Linked DNA regions of Homo sapiens: regions 1 and 2 are each linked to region 3. The links are chromatin loops, found by intact Hi-C in ENCODE. Cell type or tissue: MCF 10A. All regions are shown on one strand. Links, peaks and the distances in the headings refer to the core of each region. The heading gives the core; the rest is flanking DNA.

Evidence for each region. Peaks named below come from ENCODE experiments on the same cell type or tissue, not always from the same donor. Only the 100,000 strongest peaks of a DNase experiment are listed, where the experiment ranks them.
Region 1: a loop joins it to region 3, with 3 times the contacts of the local background. A loop is called at or near these places in 11 of 110 quality-filtered maps.
Region 2: a loop joins it to region 3, with 3 times the contacts of the local background. A loop is called at or near these places in 3 of 110 quality-filtered maps.

What each region holds. Positions count from the first base shown.
Region 1 is chr1:41,119,697-41,127,546 of GRCh38, reverse strand. All of the region lies in intron 6 of SCMH1 (Scm polycomb group protein homolog 1), which reads left to right. Among named protein-coding and RNA genes, the nearest start is that of SLFNL1, 100 kb to the right of the region's middle. In MCF 10A, for the core only: a CTCF peak has its summit at 4,277 (motif pointing right); a DNase peak (open chromatin) is centred at 4,176.
Region 2 is chr1:41,429,473-41,437,322 of GRCh38, reverse strand. It overlaps LOC105378678 (a long non-coding RNA gene), which reads right to left. Exons shown (of 6, transcript XR_007066029.1): 2 at 4,022-7,850. Among named protein-coding and RNA genes, the nearest start is that of EDN2, 51 kb to the left of the region's middle. RefSeq lists enhancers at 2,372-3,156, 3,255-3,886, 4,574-4,683. In MCF 10A, for the core only: a CTCF peak has its summit at 4,392 (motif pointing right); DNase peaks (open chromatin) are centred at 4,212, 4,432 and 4,742.
Region 3 is chr1:41,041,461-41,049,310 of GRCh38, reverse strand. It overlaps SCMH1 (Scm polycomb group protein homolog 1), which reads left to right. Exons shown (of 16, transcript NM_001394311.1): 11 at 421-621; 12 at 2,713-2,904. SLFNL1-AS1 (SLFNL1 antisense RNA 1) reads right to left here. Exons shown (of 4, transcript NR_037868.1): 4 at 5,421-6,196. Among named protein-coding and RNA genes, the nearest start is that of SLFNL1, 24 kb to the right of the region's middle. In MCF 10A, for the core only: no CTCF peak of the experiment used is centred there; a DNase peak (open chromatin) is centred at 3,360.

The DNA of each region.
Region 1 (7,850 bases), core at 1,676-6,675, 78 kb before region 3:
GCCATTAGGAAAAGATACAATTGAATCCATATATCACAGCGTATGTCAGAATAAACTGCACGTGGATTAGAGATCAAAATGTAAAAAAATGACTATATAAGTACTAGGAAAACACAAATTCCTTTATAAACTTGGGGTGGGGAAAGCCTTTTTAAATATGATTCAAAATCTAGATAGACCGACAAATTTGACTTTTTAAAACATTTTTAGGGGAAAAAAACACTCCAAGCAAAGCTAAAAGACAAATGATAAATGGGAGAAAATATTTGCAACATAAGGCACAGATAACTCTCCCTAATTCATAAAGAACACTCATAAATAGAAAAATAGAAAAATTTTTTAAGACTAAAACCTATAGAAAAATGATCTTAAGGCATGAACAGTTGACAGAAGATATACAAATGGTCCTCAGACATATGAAAATTCACACCACTCATAATAAAATAAGTGCAGATTAAAACCACAGTAAGATATTCTTTCTTACCAGATTGACAAAAATTCCAAAGCTTGAGGAGACAGCAAGGCTGTGGGGAAATAAGCGTTCTCATTTTTTTTTGCTGGGGACATGCAGAATGGTACATTTCACACCAGAGAGGGAGGGCATACAATTCATCAGTATCTGAGAAAAACCACATATGCATTTATTAGTTGACCCAGGGATCCCACTTCAGGAATTTGATTTTAAAGATGTACTGCCACAAAAATAAAGCAATATACACATGGTTATTTTTTTGCAACATTAAGAGATTGATTGAATGTTATATAGTACATTCACACAATGAAGTACCATTCAACCATAAAATAGAATGAGGAAGATCTGTGTAAACTAATATGGAGTGATTTCTAAGATATATCATTAATGTGAAAAAAGAAAGTTGCAGAAAGTATATATAATACGCTAACTTTTGGGAAAGAGAAGGGGAAATATGTATGTATACACATATGCACACATATATAACATATGAAAGTATGCATTTTAAATTTATTTTTGTAAAAAGAAACACAGGAATGTCAAGCCAGAAAATAATGAAAAGATCACCCATTAGGCATGTCTTGGAATAAGGTAGAAAGTACTGGGATAAGAGTGAGGCTTTTGAAAATACCTTTTAATATTCTTTTGACTTTTGAACTAAGTATTTTACTTAATAAATAAAATTAAACTAAAAAAGATGAACAAAGCAAACCCTAAAATTGATTAGAAACAAACAAAACTGAATCAAATGGATGTAATAACCACATTGAAAAAACTATTAATTCAAATAAAATTTTAACATAGAACCTTCACAGTATACCTTTAATATGGGGCATATTCTAAGGAAAAAATGGACTGCAAAGAAATTTTGACTTCTTAATAATGTTTGTGGTTTTGGCATGGTTATCTGAGACTAATTTGCAGATATTGAAAATAGAGCAAATGAATAAATAAGATTCTAATATGGAAAAAGATGAGGAAGAACCCTGTAGTATTGGATTTGAATTGGAGAATATCTGTATCTACTCTGGCCTTTAAAATATATTTATATGTATGCATCCTATTCAAGTAATACATATATGTAACATATGATTTGTATGTGTGTGTGTATATACATATGTATTTTCCAAGCACTGTTCATTGAAAGGGCCTAGAAGCAATTACATCTCAGTAGCAATGACGACACCTTGATTTTGGTTTCTAAAAATCACCTGATACACCTGTAATCCCAACACTTTGGGAAGCTGAGGCAGGAGGATCCCTTAAGCCTAGGAGTTCGAGACCAGCCTGGGCAACATGGCAAGACCCCCATCTCTACTGGAAAACATTAAAAATGAGCTGGACATGGTGTCACGCATCTGTGGTCCCAGCTACTTGGGAGACTGAGGTGGGAGTATCCCCTTGAGTCTGGGAGGTCGAGGCTGCAGTGAGCCATGATCATGCTATTGCACTCCAGCCTGGGTGACAGAGTAAAACCTCTTCTCAAAAAAAAAAAATTAAAGTTGGAGGGAAGAAATCTCCTTTACAGAATGCCAGCCAATAAATATAGAAGGAATGAGGCTGGGCAAAGTGGCTCACACCTGTAATCCCAGCACTTTGGGAGGCCGAGATGAGTGGATCACATGAGCCCAGGAGTTTGAGACCAGCCTGGGCAACATGGTGAAACTCTGTCCCTACAAAAAAATACAAAAATTATCTGGGCATGATGACACACACCTGTAGTGCCGGCTACTCAGGAGGCTGAAAAGGAAGAATCAGCTGAGCCCGGGAAGTCTAGGCTGCAGTGAGCGGAGATCTCGCCACTGAATTTCAGCCTGGGGGACAAAGCAAAACCCTGTCTAAAAAAAATATATAGAAGGAATGAGAGAAAATTACTTTTTTGCAACTATTTTAATAATTGAGTCAGGCAAGAGTAACCAATAAATGCTTAAACTATTAGGTAAAAAAACATACTGAGGAATAGGATGTTCACAGTCTCAAAGTTTCTCTCCACTGATTGCCTGTAAATTACAAAGGGAAATTACAGTGAAGAACACTGTCAATCACCTCTTAACATGTGATCAAATTTTGTATCTTCAGTAATTAGACAAACTGACATTATGTGCCTCCTGCAGTATTGCAATGAGAAATACTCCACATCACCTGTATAATATTTTTTATCAAATCTCTTTAGCAGGCCAGGCCTAGCAGTTTATGCCTGTAATCAGAGCCAGCACTTTGGGAGGCTGAGGCGGAATGATTACTTGAGGCCAGAAATTCAAGACCAGCCTGGGCAATATAGCAAGTCCCCCATCACTACAAAAAATAGAAAAATTGGCCAGGTGTGGTGGTGCACACCCTTAGTCCTAGTTGCTCAGGGGGATCACCTGAGCCCAGGAGTTGAAGGCTGCTGTGAGCCATGATTGCACCACTGCACACCAGCCTGGGCAACAGAGAAAGACCCTGTCTCAAAATAAATAAATAAATAAATAAATAAATAAATAAGCTCTTCAGCATGAATGTAATTATGAGGAAACGATCAGAAGAAGTCCAAACTGTGGGACATTCTGTAAAACAATCCAGACTCTTCAAAAATGTCAGTGTCATACAAAGCAAACAAAAGGCAACAGGACTATTATACATGAATTCTACATTAAAGGAGACTGAAGAAACATGACAACCAATTGCAGTATGTGATTCTTGATTGGATCCTGTATTTAAAAATCAACAGTTTTAAAGAACATTTTAGGGACAAATGAGAATATTTTTAATTAAATTTCCTGAGTGTGATAATACTGCAATTTTGTAGGGGAATGTCTTTTTTCAAATATACTGATATATTTAGGGGTGAAGTGTCGTAACATCTCCAACTTTCATATAGTTCAGGGGTGGAAGCATTAATATATGTAGATGAAAAGCAGATGTGGGAAAATGGTAATAGTTGTTGAATCTAGTTGAAGGGTACATAATTGTTCATTATATAGTTTTTGCTATTTTCTCTAGGTTTATAACTTTTCAAAATAAAATTAAAAAAATAAAATTATTTATATATAATTGTACATATGTTTGTGTGTCCATGTTCCCCAGGCCTTCTCTGGACTTCTTTCTAGAGTTGCTGAATCAGAAGCTCTAGGTAATGGGGCTTGGGATTCTGCATGGCAAAATGGCTCTCCTGAGATACTGACACAACTGGTCTATATTTGGAAAACATTGCTCTGGAAGAGCATCCTTTTCCATTAAAATCTTGCATGGTGTATATGTATACGTATGTGTGTTCTGTTCTCATAAGGGATATTACTCTTTTGCAGTGGAGTCCTCCAAGGATAAAACATGTAGTAGAGTAGAATGATTCTCCTCAGTTATCTCAAAGCTGCCACTCTTCTCCTCACAGCTCCCTGTTATTACTGACTGATTCTTCTACTTAATACTGTGATTGTTTCTTCTAAAGAGGGCTGTCTAGAGCATAGTTCTCAAACTTGGCTACCTGTTAAAATCACCTAGGGAGCTCTTAAAATTTTCAGGGTCTAGGCCTTAACTTCAGATCAGTTAAATAGGGATTTCTGGGAGTGGATCTGATGTATTCTTTAATGTTCCCTAGGGGATTCCAGTCCAAGTTTGAGAGTCACTGAGCTGGAGTAGAAGCTAGCCTTTAATGAGGCCCCTAGTCAAGTGAGTCACGATCTCAGTGTAAACTGCTTACCCAGCAAATTTGGTCACATGCTTTAGTATATACAGTAACTTCAAAGGAATCCTTTGTATGTTTCTGTCACTGATCAATTCCTGGTGTGAATGCTCTTCTGTTACCTGCCACCAGAGGGCATGGACTATGATTAGATTATAGTCCTGCTGCTCCACATGTATGTATGTATGTATTGAGGCAGAGTCTCGCTGTGTCACTCAGGCTGGAATGCAGCGTCACAATCATAGCTCACTGCAGCCTCGACATCCCCAGGCTACAGCAGTCATCCTGCATGAGCCTTCCACGTAGCTGGGACTACAAGCACACACCACCACACCCAGCTAATTTTTTGTATTTTTTGTAGAAACAGGGTCTCACTGTGTTGCCCAGGCTGGTCTTTAAATTTTGGGCTGAAGTGATCCTCCTGCGTCAGTCTCCCAAAATGCTGCGATTACAGGTGAAAGCCACTGTGCCCGGCCTGCAGCTCCACTCTTAAATCCAGTTTCATCAGCTGGCCAGTTTAAAGAGATGGACCCTAGCTTATCCAGTGGTCCCATAGTCTTGGGAGCACCTAGAAGCACTTTAGAAGTGGTTCTTTATGAAGTTTTAAAAAATGAATCCTTGGTAAACACAGAGCACTTGCAGCCTGTGTTTGGAATTAAAAGAGATCTGACTTTGTAATATTAACTTAGCCACTCACTACCTTAGTTGTGTGACTACTGGTAAGTTGCTTTACCTTGACTTGTAACGTTGAGTTTCAGTGCCCTTACCTGCAAGATGATTAATAAATTCTTCCCCATGTTGTTTTTGTGGATTAAGTGGAATAACATAATAAAGCGTTCATCAATTCTTGGCACCCATTTAATAAATGGAGGGTTTTTTCCTTAATTCAATAAAACTATCAAGGATTTTGTATTCTAGTTGGAGAAGACATACACATTAAACTTTTTAAAAAGAAAATTCAGATGGTGATAGGGGCTAGGAATAAATAAGAAGGAAGCAGGATAGATTTAGGAGTCTATTTTGGGTAAAGTAGTCAAGGAACACCTTTCTGAGGAAGTGATGTCTCAGCAAATAACTAACTGTAAAGAGTTGATTAAAAGGTGTTTGAGGCAGAGGGAAACAGCTTGGTATATTTGAGAACAGAAAGACCAATGAATAGGGGTACAAGGGAGTGATAAGAGATGAGTAATGAGGAGTAAGCAAGGTCCAGATCATGTAAGCCTTGTAAACATGAATAATAAAGAGTTTAGATCTGTTTTGTGTTGTGAAATTTGAGCATAAGGTAATGTGACCTGATTTATATTTTTAAAAACATAACCATATTATTCTGGCTGCAAAAGTAGAGGGCTGAGGTCCAGTTAGAAGGCTGTTGGAGTTGTCTAGGCAAAGTTTGACTCTGGCTTAAATTAGGGTAATATAGCAGTAGAGATGGTGAAATGTGGGTCGATCTAGCATATATTAAGTGGGAAAGCCATCAAGACTTGCTGATTAATTGGGTTTGGTGGGTGATAGAAAGGGAAGAATCAAGGATGACTTCTAGTCTTTTAGGTCTGAGCACCTGGGTTTAATAAGGGGTGCCACCTATTAAACTGAGATGGGATAACTGGAGGAAAGAACAAGTTTGGAGGGAATAGTAGAATCAAGAGTACTGTCTTAAACTTATTCATTTTACGTTTTCTTAGACATCCAAGTAGAGTTATAGACTGAGGTAGTTGGATATATGAACATGAAACCCTGAGCAGAGGTTTTGGCTAGATATATAAATTGACAGTCATCATTTAACAGGAAGAAAGTGGGGACCAAGAAGAAGACAGAAGCAATGACTGAGCACTGAGGTGCTCTACATTTAGAGATTAGGATTTCCTCTTACCCACCTGTCCTTTTCCTTATAGACAGCCTAGGTCGTTGCCTAATTTGAATAGAGCCTCAAATTACTGTTTTCATCTTCCTTCTTTTCTCTCTTTCACAAGTTTATGACTCCAACCCTTCTTACCTAGAGACAGTGTGGTAGGACTGAGTGATAAAATATTTGACGATATTAATGTGATGATTAGTTATGAAAGCTCTGGAGACGGAGTAGTTGGGTTCAAATCCTGGCTCTGCTATTTACTAACTTACTAACTTTGGATATTTTACTTAATTTCTCTAAGCCTCAGTTTTTTCATCTATAGTTACAAAAATAATAGCCAATGTTTATCTAACTCCTGCCTGTATGCCAGGCAGTGTTTTAAGTCCTTTGCATGTATTAGCCTATTTAATCTTTAGAACAACCCATTGATTCTTATCCCATGCTGTTGTTGAGGAAACTGAAGCTAGAGAGAGGTTTTGTAATTTTCCAAAAGTTATGTACCTGGTAAGTGGCAAAGCTGGATTTAAATTCAGGCAGTCTGGCACCAGAAACTGCTACTCCTCTAGTATCTGATTCAGAATAGTAGTAGTGATCCACTGCAAATGCTTAGCACAAGGAGCTGGCTCATGATATGTGTACAATAAATGTTAACTTTTGGAGGCAACATAGTGTAATAAAAGAGATAGTGTAATAAACATAGTGTAATAAAAGAGAACCAAATAAGAAGTCCTGGGGTTCCAGCCTGACAGTGTAAGATTGGCTTGTGTGACCATGAACAAGTTTCTTAGCCTCTCTGGACTTCAGTTTCATCATCTGCAATGTAAGATCTTTGTACTTCATGGCCTCTGAGGTCCCTTTCAATGTTAAAATTATCTACTATCTATGATTGCCCAAGAATATTGAGGTAAATTATGGATATACTTGAATTTGAAGGGATAGAGTCCCACATCACCTAGCGGATTGAGGAATAAGATACCTTAGCAATTTCTTGGGTTCAAAATATTTCTGCTTTGCCCCTGTACTCTTGAAGAATCCTGCTGGTAGTGAAACATAGTAAAGAACCACAAAGTTTGGTATCCAACCACCATATATTGAAATCTGTCTCCGGCATTTACTAGCATGACCCTAGACAAGCTGCTTCTCTGAGTTTTCATTTTTTATCATCTGTAGAGTAGGGATAATAATAGTGCCTGCCCATGTTATTTCAAATATTGAGTAAGAAATGGCATATAAAATGTTTAATACATGGTAAGCATTCAATATATATTAACTATTATGATAATATTGTAATGATTTCCAAAGCTGAGAGGATTTTTTAGCTCCTTAAGCTTCAGATGAGATAGAAACCCCCCAGTAACCCCTACCTCAAAAATGGAATTGGGAATTACATGGCTAGGCACTCTAGTCATTGATAACTATAGGCATTAAACCTGAATTTTCTAATTGTGCAGGCCTCCCTATACCAAGGTGTATAGACCACTTCTCTAAAACAGTAGTGCCTTGCTTTACCTTATCCATAGGTGTACCAAACCACTCATGGCAAAGCTGCTCTGGGTTTGGCTTGCTTCAGCCCTTCCCTGACCTAAGGAGAGTTGTTTTCCCACATAAACACCACGCTTGAATTTCTGGAGGGATTTAATTTTTTTAAACCATTGTCAAAAGAAGAGTAGCAGTTAAAAACCCAGCTCAAACCAGATTAGAGAGGGAAAAAAGGAGGAGGCAGGAATTATTAACTCATATAACCAAGAAGTCCAAGGATTTATCTGGTGTTGAGTGTCTGAGTACTGGGTTTTAAACACTATTATGTGTCTCCATCCCATGCTGTACTTTGGCTTTATTCTCAGGTCTGTTCTCCATGTAGCAGTGCC
Region 2 (7,850 bases), core at 1,676-6,675, 390 kb before region 3:
ATGGCACCAGACAGCCTAAAGAAAGAAAACAGGGATGAAAAATCCCTAGGTCCTTACCTCAAGGCATGGACCCAAACCCGGGAACTTTCTATGGTTTTCCCCCTTGCAAATGAACACCCTTAGGCAAGGAGTCTTGACTTGAGCTGAAACAGCCCCTTTAAGAGCGGAGAAGGGCCAGCTTGGCCAGCACGGGACACTCTGTAGAGCTTGGAAGTCTGGGTCTCTGAGTGCACCATCCTGTCTGCCCTCATTCTGATTCTCAACTCTCACCTCTTCTGGATTAATTCCTGACATCAGATCTAAAATGATATTCCTTCTGATAAACCATCCGCATGTGGTATGCCCAGGATTTTGCCAAGACAAGTTAGTAAAGTCTTGTAATTCTGTTGGTAAGTAAACTTTCTCCTCCAAAGTTTGTCTTTATAATTGGTCAACAGGAACATGCTGGAATCTGATCTAGTCACAAGCCTGGAAGCACAAGCAGGGAGTGTTGTTTTCTGCCTTGCAAATGAATACCCTTAGGCAAGGAATCTTGACTGGAGCTAGAACAACCCCTTTAAGAGGGGAGAAGGGCCAGCTTGGCCAGCATGGGACACTCTGTAGGGCTTGGAAGTCTGGGTCTCTGAGTGCACCATCCTGTCTACCTCATTCTGATTCTCAACTCTCACCTCTTCTGGATTAATTCCTGATATTTATGTAAAAACCCTGCAAAGTTTGGGAATTCAACTAATATTGTAACTCAGCAACCCACCAGATCAAAGTAGGCATCTGGTGTTTGGTCGTGTCTGCCCTGCCTTGATAGGAGATGAGATTCTTTTTCCAGACCGTAGAAAGTTCTCGAGTTTGGGTCCATGCCTTGGGCTAAGGCTCTAGGGATTTTTCATCGCATTTCCTTTCTTTAAGCTGTCTGGTACCATTAAAAACAGTCCTTGAATTCCTTCTGCCCTTAATTCTGTTCTCTGGCACCAGTGGCCTTTGAAGTCTTGCCTTTGATGGGCACTTCATTTTAGGTGACCACAAGGGGCAAACCTTACCCCAGGACTCAGCACCTGCTGCAAACACTTGGCTGATCTCACCCACCCAGTCTCTCCCCACTGCTTCGATGCTGGGCCCACTGGGTGGGCTGATTGTTCAGGATGAAATCCCTGCTTCCCATCCCGTAGTCCCCACTGTTTCAGGGACCCGGGCTCTTTCTGGCAGGAAAAGTTCCCACCCATCCCAATCTTAGCCTGCTAATCCAGCCTGCAGTATCCTGCACATGAACTGCTGCCTCTCAACCCATCCCTCAGCCAGGATGCCGGCACCCAGCCTCACCCCCAGAAGCCAGAGCTCCAGACCTGGCCCAACGAGGCACCAAGAAACCAATCTTGGCAGGCTTTTAACCCAAAACCCCACAGGAGCCGGCTCTAGGGGACACTGTGTGGGCTGAGGGTGGCAGGGGGCGGCACAGGGCAGGAGATGACAAAGCCAGACACAAGATTCCAGACTAGATAAGCTGCTGGGAATGGGGAGGGGGCCTGGGTGCAGCATTCCTGGGCGGTGACGCCATCTCCCTAGCCATAGAGGGCGGCAGGCAGGAGCCTCTGGTTCCCCCCGGGAGGACTCGTCCTTGCCGCTATCTGATGAGGGAGCTGTCGGTTACAGGAAGACAAGACTATTAACAGGACAACTCTGGAGAGCCAGAAATTAACCCACCACGCCAGAGGCGGGAGGTGCTGGGTGGGGTGGATAATTGAGGGGCCTTGCAATTAAGGCAGCTTCAGGTTGAACCAGCCATTCTCAGAGCTGGGACTGGGATCCTAGTCAGCTGGGGGCCCCAGAGGACTTTGGGAAGGGGAGTTCAGTCCCTGCTCCCCACCATTCCTGCTCACCCGGGCCTCACCTCCCACCCTCCATCCAGCCACACATGGAATTCACACCTTTGCTCATGCTGTTCCTCCCATCTGGAATGCCTTTCCTTCTCCACCTCACTCAGTCCTGCTCTTATTTCAAGACCCTGCACAGGCCCTGTCTTATTCAAGAAATTTTCCTGTACCAATCCGATTGGAAGAGATTGCTCTGATCTTGCACAATACAGCCCCTTGATGTTATGGTGAGAACACAGACTCAGAGAGGGGCAGTGATTTGCCCAGAGTCACACAGCAGAACCAGGGCTAGAACTCAAGACTCCTGAATCCCAGAAATCCCAGACTAAGATTCTTTCCACCACATCGTGAGCTCTCCAACCAATAATCAGCCTGAACATCTTGTGCAAAACTCAGGACATAGAATGAACGCCTCCAGGGGTTCAAGGAGGATATGACCATATTTATCAAGCATCTGTTTCATCCCAAATTCTCTGCAGGGATTGGAGCTGCCAAGGCAAGCAGGCACAGAGGCAACCCTGTTCTCAGGGAGCTTGCGGTCTGTGGGACAGAGAAGACTGCCATAGGGTCACCCAAAGGTTTGTTTAGTAATAACCAAGAAAGGGCCCAAAGAAGAGGCCGCAGACTGCCAGGAGCTTGCAGCAGAGGCATTCAACCCTGCCGGGGGCTCAGGACAAGCCTCTCTAGAGATGCTGTGCCTGGGCTGAGATTTGGAGAGTGAGTAGGTGGCAACCAGGCAATGAGGTGGGATGGGAAAGAACACTCCAGACAGAGGGAAAGGTCAACAAAGGAAGTCCAGGATGGCTGGACCTCCAAGTGAGGGGAAGGCGCCCTGAAATCTAACGGGGTCGTCATAGGGCCCAGATAATGCAGGACCTCCAGCAGAGACATGTGTTCTTCCTCCTAAAAGCACTGAGAAGCCCCTGCAGGATTTTCAGCAAGGAACCACATGTGAGCCTGATAAAGTCATTAGCTGCAGTGTGGGGAAAGGGTTGGAAAGGAGCTAGACGAATGTGGGAACCGCCAACAGGCTCCTGCACCAGTCCAGTGGGCAGTCAAGGAAGGAGGCAGCAGGAGTGTGTGAGGATGGAATCTTCTGGGGCTGTGGGTCTGGGGACTAGGGAAGGAGTTGAGGGAGAGAAAGGAATCAAGGAAACCCCACCTGGGTTTCTGGTCTGTGCAGTGAGTGGAGGGTGGGCAGTTACTAGGGTGGGGTAAGGAGCTGAGGGTGAGATAAGCTGAGTTTGAGCTGCTTTTGAGCTACTGCAGCTCAGAGGAGTTAGGGACCGAGAGGTGAGAGGGCAAGTGTAGATGCAACCCAGACTGTGGTGGGTGTGGGCACGAGGTACCTACTCTGAGTTGCACCTTCTCATGGAGCTCCTTTAACAGGGTGTCATTGCTCCATTTTCCAGAAGATGAAACTGAGGCTCAGACAATGGAAAACAGTTTTCCAGGAGTTTCTTCGATAAGAACTTGGTGAAATCAAGATTGGAACTGGATCTGCCTCCCAACACCCCTACCTACTTTTCCCACCTGAAGCTGACCTTAAGATGCCTCCATGGCCTGAGCTTGACCCAGAGAAACCGAGTCAGAAGCTCCTTATGCAGATGGGGCTGCAGGGAGCTCATTAGCATAGGCACTCAGAGGGAACCACTCCCTTCAAGGAAAGAAAGGCAAGGAAGACAGCCTGGAGGTGAGCAGAGTCCCTGTCCCTGTAGTCAAGGCTACTGACCCCCCCAACCCGTCTGCCCATCGCACAAACATGCACTGATGCCAGCTTTGCACTGGGCCCTCTGCTGGGCCCTTCACACCCAAGAGGGGTGCACTGCTCCCATTGCACAGTTGAGGAAATGAAGGCCAAGAGAGAAGACGGTCACAAAGTGAGTTAGTGTAGAAAAGGACCCAGGAGTTTCTGGCTCCAGAATCTCAGCTTGCCCTCTCCAAGAGCTGCAAGGGGTTCAGTGAGCAGCTGGTGGAGGAGGCAGTGAGGGGCCCTGGGCTGCAGGGGGCAGGGGGCCCAGGGAGTGTAAAAGGACAGGAGGGAGGTGGGTTGGCATCTGAGAGCCTTGTAGCCAGCCTAGGATCCACGATAGCATATCTTTGCCTCTTCCCTGCCCACTCAGGCCCAAGGCAGTATCCAGGCGTCCCATCCCCACCTGGCCTGTTGTGTCCAGTTCTCCTGTCAAGCTTCATCTGGGGCATTATGGCCAGAGCTGGAGCCTCTGGTGCCTTTCTTCAGAAGAGACCTGAACAAAGGGACCTCAGACAGAGCCAGCACTGGCCTTGTTGGGTGGGGAGGGAGCTGACTCATGTGGTCTGTGGAAGGGTGCCAATGCCCAGCCCTCAGCCTGGGGAAGCCAAGCCTGGGAGGGAGTGGACCCTGCTGTGTGAATCTCGGGGGTAGGGTGGGAAGGCCTGGCTGTGCAGAAGTGGCCAGTGCCCTGCAGAACCTGAGGGATGGCACGGAAGGGGCAGGGCTTGGAGAGCCAGATCTGGAGGGAGGGGAACGAACTCCAGGGGACAGGCACAAGGCAGACGTGGTCTGGGCCAGCAGGGGGCGCTGCAGCAGCAGAAATGGCCCCATGGCCAGCAGGGAGCCTGCCGAGCCTGAGGTGAGTCAGAGGTTACTCAGGCTTCATGACCCTGGAGCAGGGCAGAAAAAAGCCACCCACTCCACAGACCCGGCTACTGAGGCACAGCCCTAGCACAGGAGACCCACTGTGGGGTCATGAACAGGCCTGAGTTCTCAAGAACAGACTGAGCTTGAATCCTGGTTGCTCCTCTCTGTGTGACCTTGGGTGAGTGACGGTCAGCCCCGGCCATAACACAGTACTGCAGACTTGGCAGCTCGCAACAGAAACTCATTTCTCCCAGCGGTGGCGGCTGGGCAGCCTGGCGCGGGGCCATTTCTGGAGCGGGCCCTCCTCCTGGCCTGCCCTGTACACTCACATGGAGAGAGCGTTCCGGTCCCTCTTCCTCTTGTTATAAGGCCGCGGTCCTGTGGGATTATGACCTCATTTTACCTTCATTACCTCCTAAAGACCGCGTCCCACATATAGTCACATAGAGGGTTAGAGCTTCCATATATGAATGTGGGGGCAGCAGGGGCACAATTCAGTCCGCAGCAGCAACTCCTTTCCTCCAAAGCTCCAGCTGCCACCTCTGTAGAGTGAAGATCCTCAAGGCGCTTGCCCTGTGGGGTTGCGAGGCATTAACGGGATCGTGCAGGTGAGGCCCAGCCTCTGGCACGGTGTAAGCGTCCATGAGAAACAGGCAAAGTCCTCCCCCAGGAGCAAAGCAGGGGTGCAGGCATCTGGACCAGCTCGGGGATGTCCACGTCTCCTGAGCCACACAGGGCAGGGTAGGGACCTGGCTTATGGCAGAGCGGAGCCTTCGGAGCAGGAGGGGGCTCCAGAGCCAGGAAGGCAGGGAGAACACCAGGAATGGGGCTGGCCCCTTGCCAGATCCGCTCCATTTGACCAGCGGACACTTATCAAGCCCCTGCCTCGTGCCAGGCAATGTCAGGCGCAGAGGTTTCAGGGGAGGAGGCATGCTGGTCCTGCCCTCCAGACCCCGGCAGGGGGCACCTCCCGCTGGTGTGTCCTGGGAGCATCTGTCCTGCATTGAGACCGGCTGAGTATCCCCTGGTGTCAATGACTTCTCTTTCCCTGTCATTCCCAGGAAAGCTCCTTTGCTTCAAACTAACCCCATGAGGTTGGTATTGGTGTCCAGCTACAGAAAATGGAAGGCTCAGAGACGTTAAGTGACTTACCCAAGATCACACAGTAGAAACCGAGTTTATCTGATTCCAGAGCCCATGTTCTTTCCAGTGTACACACTGCCTAGAGCTGACTCACTATTCCTTCTCTATGATGGGCCCATCTAGGACCAGAAGGAGGCTTTGGAAGAACCTTCCACAGTGAGCACTTGGGGGTCCTGATGCCCCCTGAGAAACCTCATGTCCTGGGTTTCTGGCTCTGCTGCAGATTGGATGATCTTGGGAAAGTCTCTTGTACCAAGCCTCAGTTTTCACCTCCCTCGGATGGGGCTAGGAGTTCATCACAAAGCACAGGATAGAGCACACCCCCTTCCCCCTCACTCCTCACCTCTACTTGCTCCATTCCAAAGACCCACCCTCAGGATCAGCCCCCACCCAGGGGCAGGCAGCGGCTGTGCTGAAGGGTCCTCCACCTTCTCACGGGCATGGTCCCATGAAGATTAAGGACACAGGCGCCCAGAGTGAGATGCTCTCTTGATGTGCTGGGCACCCCTGGAGGATTCCTGAAGGCCCTCAGCAGACCAGCTCCAGCTGGGGAGAAACAGCATCTGGGGGCACAAGAGACCCAGGACCAGGGGCTACCCTGGCCTGCTCTGGGCTCCTTCCTTGGTCTCTGGACCTTCGGGGCTCCCCTGGCCACAGGGGACATTGCAGACTTGGCCTGGCTTGGAAAGGGCCCTCAGCCCTGGTACACCCAAATAATAATTAAATTCCCTGGTCAAGCCCATTGGATCAGATGAACTCCCTTCATGTGAATATGGACATCAGCCAGCTGAAATGCCACACCCACTGCCCACCTTTTCCCCAGCCCTTGCGCTGAAGATCCTATAGGGGAAAGCTACTACTTCCACTAAAAACGATTCTGTGCTTTGGAAAATACGTGCAAGAGTTGCAGGCAAAAGAACTGCCAAGACGCCCCACAGCCAAGCCTGAGGTAAGACTGTAAGTGCTTTGGAAAGAATTTCTGGCAACCCAGGTACAACATTTTTAACTGAGATGTCCAGTGTTCCTCAGAGAAGGGCAGCATTAGAAAATTCAACATCTGTCAGCCTCACAGGATCTGGCAGTGGGAGAGCCTGCACCCTGGCCATGGTGGCACACCTGGTTCTTGTCTGCATCCAGAAGCAGTTTCGGTTTTAGTTGCATAAAATAGAGGTCTCTCTATCTCTCTCCCCACTGACCCACTATAAAAGTAATGCTTGTTTAAATAAACTTGGTAAATATGACAATAAGGAAAAAACATAGAAAAGTCCCCAGCTCTGTCTCACCCCAAGCGTCCTCGACATTCGCTGACATCCTTTTGTTCCTTTGCTTACCCCTGTGCTTTAGATGGTGCTCTGTCGTCTCCTGCTCAGTACATGTAAGATTTCATGAGCATTTCCCTTTCATTCTAAGTTCTTTCTCCTCCAAGAGGCTGATCCCATGGCTCACAATCTGAAAATTGTTTCCTGCTATTCTGCACAAAGCTGTGATGCATACCTTTGTGCCAAAAGCTGTTCTCAAATTTTAAAATATTTCCTTCAGATTGCTTTTTCAGAGTGGTATGGCTGATCAGATGGGAGAGGAGTGTGGAAGGTTCTAGATCCAAAGACCCTCTTGAAAGGGTGATTCTTTGCACCTGTGAGAGCCAGAGACGGTCACAGGAAAGATGGCCCCTCAAACCGAGAGCCTTCTACAATTTGTCCTTGAAATGGCCAGAGGACATCCCCAGGGATACTCTCCCTTCTGCTGAGGCCCACAAGGATGGGGACGTCACAAGTGGCCCTAGAAAGAGGACTGGGGCTCCTGACCCTGACAGAGGCTCACAGTTGCTTCATCTCAGAAGCAGCAGCCCCATCGGCTGGGGATTTCTCGTGGGGCTTGAAGTCGGTCATGTGACTGTCATTTTTTTGCCACTGACAAGCTGTGTAACCTTGTGCAAATTACTTAACCTTTCTGAACCCATTTCTACATCTGGAGAATGGCTACAATAATGGCACTGGCTTTCCTTGGGTTGCTGTAAACATTAAGTGGAGTGTTGTTTGCAGCACCCTGAGCCCAGGGTTGGCTACACCACTGCGGTGTCCCACGTAAGCAGTGACGCACGCATTGGAACTGCTGTAATGACTACTTCCACTGCATATTCATTCCACTCTGTCCCAGAGCCTTCCACTGACTTCTCAGTCTTCATTTCTTCAGGGTAAATAGGGCTGAGCATGGTTCCCTCC
Region 3 (7,850 bases), core at 1,392-6,391:
TATGCCCTTGCTAATATTGCCATTGCCCCACAGTGCCTTACACATATATGGTAAGAGGTACAAAGAATATGTGAGGCAACCAAGTACAAAAAAATGGAAGTACGTACAAGAGGGGAATTGTCTAGATTTTCTTTTCAGTGCACAGAAGACAAAGTGCAAACTCTGTGTCTTGGCCTTTGGTCTGGGCCACTCTTCCAGTCTTCCCACAGACTTTGATCATGCAGTTTGGGTTGGCAGTAGCTGGGCACAGCCTTTTCTTGACCCTCCACCCTCTACCTCCCACAGCATTTCACCAGCTCAGCTGCTAGGAATTCTGTTAGGAACCAGAGGCCAAGGTATAAAAGATGGAATAGGATGCTGTTCTCTGACTTCTCTATCCCAGAGACTCTTGAAGCTTCTTTGATTCTTTGTCTCCCATAGTTTGTATCTACTTGAACAAGAATGGCAGCACAGGCCCCCACTTAGATAAGAAGAAGGTCCAGCAACTCCCTGACCATTTTGGACCAGCCCGTGCCTCTGTGGTGTTGCAGCAGGCTGTCCAGGCCTGTATCGACTGTGCTTATCACCAGAAAACCGTCTTCAGCTTCCTCAAGCAAGGCCATGGTGGTGAGGTTATCTCAGGTAAGCACACTTTGGCTCATATTGCCTCCCAGCCAGAAGGACCCACCTTCTCAACTGGTTGATTTCTTGTAAGGCATCCTGGTTCCCACTTCATACCTGCAGGCTCTGGAAAAATGTGAAGGTATTCCATTCCTCATCTCCAACCCCCCAAGAGCCCCTCTGAGCCTTATGCATACCTCTGCCAAGGAGAATACCCACAGATTCTGCTTCAGTGAGCCTCTAAACTGATTCCCCCCATCTACCTGATTGACCTGTCCGTACAGAAAGTATAGGAGAAAGAATCCAGAGGGGGCTATGTTGTGGCAGCAGGAGGGTTTCTCCAGACTGTTGCAGCCTCCCACCTGGTTTCAGGAACCACTGAACTCCTCTATCATTCCTTTGATTCCTTAGCTTCCTCGTCCTAAACCAGGCCCAGAAGAAGAGAATTAAATCCCAGGGTGGTTGGGAAAAGTCATTTCCTTTTTCTTTACTGCTATGAGAGTTTGATTCAGTGACACAGTGTTTTTTGCTCTCACAGAATACTCATTTTTTCTCCTGTGTCCTGATTCTGTTTCAGTTTTCCTAAATCCAAAATCCTGTTTAGCCACTAAACCTATGAAGACTTGACCTAGAGCCTTTCAGTCTTAACTGATGCTATTCCATATTCCCCTGCCCCTCCTCCCTAGCAGGTTGTAATAACCAGCTTCAGGAAACCCCGCTGGCATGGAAGACTCCATAAATAACCAGACTGTATTATTTTAGCAAACATTTATTGAACCCTTACTATGTGTCAGGTGATTGCCAGACACTGGTCAGGAGAAGGGGAGAATAGAAGATGACAGCTTAGGCTCCATACCAGTGAAAAAGAAAGAATATACATAGCTAACTGTGAGAAGTGCTGTAATAGGGAAATGTATACAGAGTGGTGTGGGAACCCAGACTAGGGAGTACTTGGCTGTGAGGAGGATGGAGCAGACAGGCAGGGAATTTTTATAGAAGACTAGGAATTGGCCAGGTGCGGTGGCTCACACCTGTAATCCCAGCACTTTGGGAGGCTGAGGTGGGCGGATCACCTGAGGTCAGGAGTTGAAGACCAGCCTGGCCAACATGGCAAAACCCTGTCTCTACTAAAAAAAAATACAAAACATTAGCCAGGCATGGTGGTGCACGCCTGTAGTCCCAGATACTCGGGAGGCTGAGGCAAGAGAATTGCTTGAACCTGGGAGGCGGAGGTTGCAGTGAGCTGAGATCGTGCCATTGCACCCCAGCCTGGGTGACAGAGCAAGACTCCGTCTCAAAAAAAAAAAAAAAAAAAAAAGACTGGGAAGTGCCTGGGAAATTAAGCCTTATGTCCCTTCTGAGGCCCAGCCTACTCCCTGGTCTCTTCTTTGTTTCTGTGTAATGGTCTGTAGGAACCTGGCCTTCTTTACTGCCTCTCTTTAGCTGCTCTCCTATACCCTCTCTGGGGTTCTTCTCCTGCCTCAAAACTGGTTCTTGAGAATGACCTATCTCCCCAAATCCCCATGTCCTTGCTGCCCTCAGAGACAAATACACAGGTCTTTGCTTTTTAAGGTTTATACTGATACATTTTTATAGAAAAAGATGATAGGAAGTAAACTAACACCAAGCATGAAACAGTTCCAAATGTTGCCAAAATTCTAGTGCCCTTATGTAGATCAGAAATTGTGTACCCATACCATTGCTGGCTATGGCTATATTCTACTCTTCTGCCAAGCTTCTCTGTTCTTGGGCAGTTCTTGTGAAAATAGCACCCTAAATGAGCAGATTTCCTGGGGGAGGTCCAACCAAGTGATGGAGCAGAGAGAATTATGTTCACAGTTGTTTTCACAAGTTGAATAAAATCATTCCAGAGCCCAGGGTGCAACAGACCTGGCCTGGCCACTCCCATATTTGCAAGCCCTTTACAGTTGGAGGCAAAAATCAAAGCCCTCGAGGGAGGGAGTTAAAGGGAGGGAGGGAGGAAACGTGGGGCACTGATTCCCTTTGTGTAACCAGGTAAGCCTGAGACAAGCAGTGGGCTGGACTCGTCCTGCCTAGCGCTGTACTCCACTGCCAGGCTGACATGCTTGGCCCTGTTTACTCACTCCACAGCCGTGTTTGACCGGGAACAGCATACCCTCAACCTCCCAGCAGTCAACAGCATCACCTACGTCCTCCGCTTCCTGGAGAAACTCTGCCACAACCTTCGTAGTGACAATCTGTTTGGCAACCAGCCCTTTACACAGACTCACTTGTCACTCACTGCCATAGAGTACAGCCACAGCCACGACAGGTACCTACCAGGTAGGAGCTGGGATGGGGCCTGGGCTGAGAGTGGGGGACAGGGCTAGCAGCAGCACCTGCAGGGGCCCAGGGTCAGCCTTCAGAACTACTGGCCTGGCACCTACTATCTAGAGGTCTGCTTTTCTGTCCCTTACCTTTGCCATATCTGAGACTTCTCAGCCTCCTCTCATCTTTACTTTTTCTTCAGGATTTTGTTTTCTGTCTCTAGGATCACCCCTATTTCTTCTAGATCCTTATCCCTAGATAAAAGGTGGTTCGCAATTCCCCTTCTGAGTTTCAGACTGCATGTGGAGCCACCAAGAAGTCACAGAACGTCTCCCAGTGTGAACCTGGCAGCAAAGGCCTAACACACATCTCCCTTGCCAGCAGGAAGGTTTAGTCTCAGGCTACAGATTGAGAAATTTGCTCCCTGGTGATTGGCCATCTATTCTTTCCTTTGGCACATGGCCCTAACTTCCAGCACTGCCAGTCTAGCAAGTCAATTCAAGTTCCTGCTATTTCTAACTCGGCTGGAAAATAACTTTCTTAGTTAACATACCAGACCCACAATGGGAAAGCAGATGCCACGTGGCCAAATCAGTGACTAAGTACTTCCGAGAGAGATTAAAGATTCAATGGAACTCTGCGTCTCTCATCTGGAACCCAGGACACAGAACAAGGGAGGGAAGAAAAGCTCAGCCTTAAACATAGCAAGGTAGGTCATTACTGAGAGGGAGGAAAGGCCCTTAAAAAAGCCCTGCAGATTGTGTCCTGAGCAGAGAAATAGGGAGGGGTGCTGCCAGTGTGAGTGCTGTGCTGTCTGTTGATGGGAGGGCACAGGTCTGAAAGGTGTCTTTTCCGACCTTCCTCTACACAAACAAGTCTTGTTCCCACACTGCCTTCCCTGGTGTCTTTTCATCATAGTCTTAACAGAATCACCTCCGATAAAAGCACTGCTTCTAGAGAATGTGCCCAGGGAAGTGACTGTTCCCCCATTCTCCTTCCCCCTTTCCCTCATAGATACTTCTGTACCCAAATCCGTATTGCTTATGTGACTTGCAAGCAGGTCAAAAAGATACCTGAATTTTAAATACTCTGTGGGGGCCAGACCATCTGATCCCTGCAGCCATTTCTATGATCCCCTGGCTGATCCTTTTCTATGGAGGGAACTTCTCCTCACCTAACCCATGCTAGATTGCTTTCTTTCAGTACCAGAGTCTCTGAGAAAAGAAAAAGGCATTCTGACTTGCAGTTAGAATGTTGCACTGGGAGTCTGGACTGGGCATGGTAGAGCTGGTCCAGACAAAGGCAAGTTTTAAATACCTCCAGTTAGGCATTCAGGAACTCTGATCTACATTTCAGACGTGAAAGTTAGGCCTACCTGGGATTCTGAAAGAATGGATGCATGAATGGGGGTTAGCACATCCATGAATGTAGCTGCTAGTTTAAAAAGAGATTTCTCAAAGAAATAGGAACTCCGAATTCTTAAATGGAATGCCATCATTAAGAAGTGAGAGAAACATACTGGTAGCAGCATTCAGAGACTGGTAAGGATGTACCTCATGGGCCTGCAGTCCCAAAAGTGGTTTGGGACCGGGGCATGACCTTTCCTGGGAATTCTGCCCCAATTTACATCTCTCTGATTCAGCCACTAGATAAGAGGAAGCAAACTTTAGCCAGACTCTTCTTGCCTCACCAACTAAGAGAAACAAAGACCAAGGTATCACATTCTGCCATTAGCTGCTACCTCTCCCTTCCCCATTTTCAGACAGATTGAGCCCACTTTTTGTGTCCTCCTCTGCTCTTAAGCTGTTTCTCATCGTGGGTGCTCAGCAACTTGTCTGCTCTCACTCTAGTTTCTATTTGCTTCCCTGAAATTAGCCTTTAACTATGCCCAGACAAGCCAGAGCCTTGCCTAAACTTCTAATTCCTCTGTGCTTCTTAGTGTATCCTTTCTGCCTGCTTGCCTGCCTGCCTTCCTGCCTGCTTGCCTGCCTTACTGACCCTTTGCCCCACCTCTGATATTATCATTTCCTGTGTTTTTCTGATTACTTACCTAAACCTCTGCCAAAGAGCTCGATCTGTACAAGAGCTGTCTTTTGCTTTGCCCTTTGGATCTGGTATTTATGACTCCTGCCCTTCTGCCTGGCTACACGCTTCTGCTAGACATACATAGGTACCACCTCTGTTATCTGGGTGCTTACTGGCCCTCCCCCTTTCCTATATCCTTGTCTCCACACTACCCTACCACTTAGAGTCCTGGCCCAACTGACCATGCACTTCCGATATAGCAGGTAGTCACCCAAAGCTCAGGGAGATTTCATATCCCATTAAGCTTTCCTACCTAAGTTGAGACTACTACTTTTTTCTCCAATGTTTTATTTTAAAAATTTCAAACCTACAGAAAAGTTACAAAAATAGAACAATAAGCAACCATGAACTCTTTGCCTATCTTTACCACTTTTTGCAGTATTTACTTCGTCTGTTTCTCCTAACTATATATACACATATAAATATACATACTTGTTGAATACCTGTATATTTAAAATGTTTTTCATTTATTTACTGAACCATTTGAGAGTTAACTGCAGATGAGAGATTTTATCCTTAAATACTTTTGTGTTTATCTCCTAAGAATAAGGAACATAATAGTATTATTATGATTAAGAAATTTAACATAAATAAAAACTAATGAGGCCAGGCGCGGTGGCTCACACCTGTAATCCCAGCACTTTGAGAGCCTGAGGCGGGTGGATCGTGAGATCAGGAGATCAAGACTATCCTGGCTAACATGGTGAAACCCCATCTCTACTAAAAATACAAAAAAAAAAAAAAAAATTAGCCGGGCGTGGTGGCAGGCACCTGTAGTCCCAGCTACTCAGGAGGCTGAGGCAGGAGAATGGCGTGAACTCGGGAGGCGGAGCTTGCAGTGAGCAGCGATTGCGCCACTGCACTCCAGCCTGGGCGACAGAGCGAGACTCTGTCTCAAAAAAAAAAAAAACTAATGAAATTTAACATTAATAAAATACTACTAGGCCAGGTGCGGTGGCTCATGCCTGTAATCCCGGCACTGTGTGATGCCAAGGTGGGCAGATCACTTGAGGTCAGGAGTTCAAGACCAGCTGGGCCAACATGGTGAAATCCTATCTGTACCAAAAATACAAAAATTAGCTGGGCATGGTGGTGTGCACCTATAATTCCAGCTACTCGGGAGGCTGAGGCAGGAGAATTGCTTGAACCCAGGAGGCAGAGGTTGCAGTGAGCCAAGATTGTGCCACTGCACTCCAGCCTGAGCAACAGAGTGAGACTCCGTCTGAAAAATAATAATAATAAATTAATTAATATACTATTAGCTATTATGTAGTTCATATTAGAATTTCCCCTAGTTGTCACACTAATGTCCTTTATAGCTGTTGTTTCCTAATCCGGGATTCAATAAAGGATCATCCACTGCATTTAATTCTCCTGTCTCTTTAGTTTCCTTTATCTAGAACAGTTATCCACCTTTTTTTTTCTATCTTTCACGACGTGACATTGGCATTTTGAATAATCCAGGCCAGTTGTTTTACTTTAGGTCATCAAATATTTACAAATACTTACTCTGTGCCCGATTCTATACTAGACTCTAGGGAGACAGAGGTGAGACAGACTCCATCCCTGTGCTCAAAGAGCTGAGACAGGTAGAGATATGTGAACATGTATGTGGTGAAAGCAGAGCACAGAGGTACTCTGGCCCAGCAAAGCATGATGAGCAAGGAGTATGGTAAAAGAAGAAGTCAAGGGAGGATTCCTGGGGGAGGCAATGTCAGAGCAGAGTCTCTTCTTCAGAACTATGCATGTGGCTGGATCAAATAAGAGGCTGGTGAAAACTAAAAGAGGCCCAGCCAGGCACAGTGGCTCATGCCTGTAATCCCAGCACTTTGGGAGGCCAAAAGTGGATCACCTGAGGTCGGGAGTTCGAGACCAGCCTGGCTAACATGGTGAAACCCTGTCTCTACTAATAATACAAAAATTAGCTGGGCGTGGTGGTGCATGCTTGTAATCCCAGCTACTTGGGAGGCTGAGGCAGGAGAATCGCTTGAACCTGGGAGGCGGAGGTTGCAGTGAGCTGAGATCGCACCATTGCACTCCAGCCTGGATGACAGAGCGAAACTCCATCTCAAAAAAAAAAAGCCCCTTCTGGCACCCTAAAAAATACTGAGAATGGTGACAAAGATATTGTCCCTACCTTCAGTATTAGGGACAATATGAACATGTATGTGGTGAAAGCAGAGCACAGAGGTACTCTGGCCCAGCAAGGCATGATGAGCCAGGAGTATGGTGAAAGAAGAGGTCAAGGGAGGATTCCTGGGGGAGGTGATGTCAGAGCAGAACTATACATGTGGCTAGATCAAGTAAGTGGCTTGTGAAGACTAAGTAAAAGAGGCCCGGCCGGGTGCAGTGGCTCAGTATGAGGCAGGAGATTGTTAGGACAGTATTAAGCAGGAGATTGTATTGATTTCACTGGTCCCAGTGACTATTAAGTTTAGCTGTAATTGAAATCTACCCAGCATTAAACTCTGAGTCTGCTGTTTTGGGATTCTCAGGTTCCTCTCTGTTAGAGGAAGTGGTTCATTGCCCATGACACTGGTTCCTTGTGCCTTTCTTTCCAGTTGTCATCCTGGTCTTGTGAGTTAGTTATAAAGTGGTTCTCCTGCCCAAATCCCAAGATTCACAGTGGTTAAAGCCAAATAAAAACTGAAATATCAGGATGTGCTCTGATTCCCACATAGGTTTCCAGCCTAGAATTGTCAGAGTTTTAAGATGACGCAAATGCTCATAATTCACTGAAGCACACTGTCTGGCACACGTCCGCTTTTCAGGTGGACCTTCGTGGGACCACAGCTTAAACTTCAAGGTGTCAGGAAGACCTCCAAGGCTCTCCTCATCCAAAAGAGATGCACCTGATACTGTCCATCTTAATATCC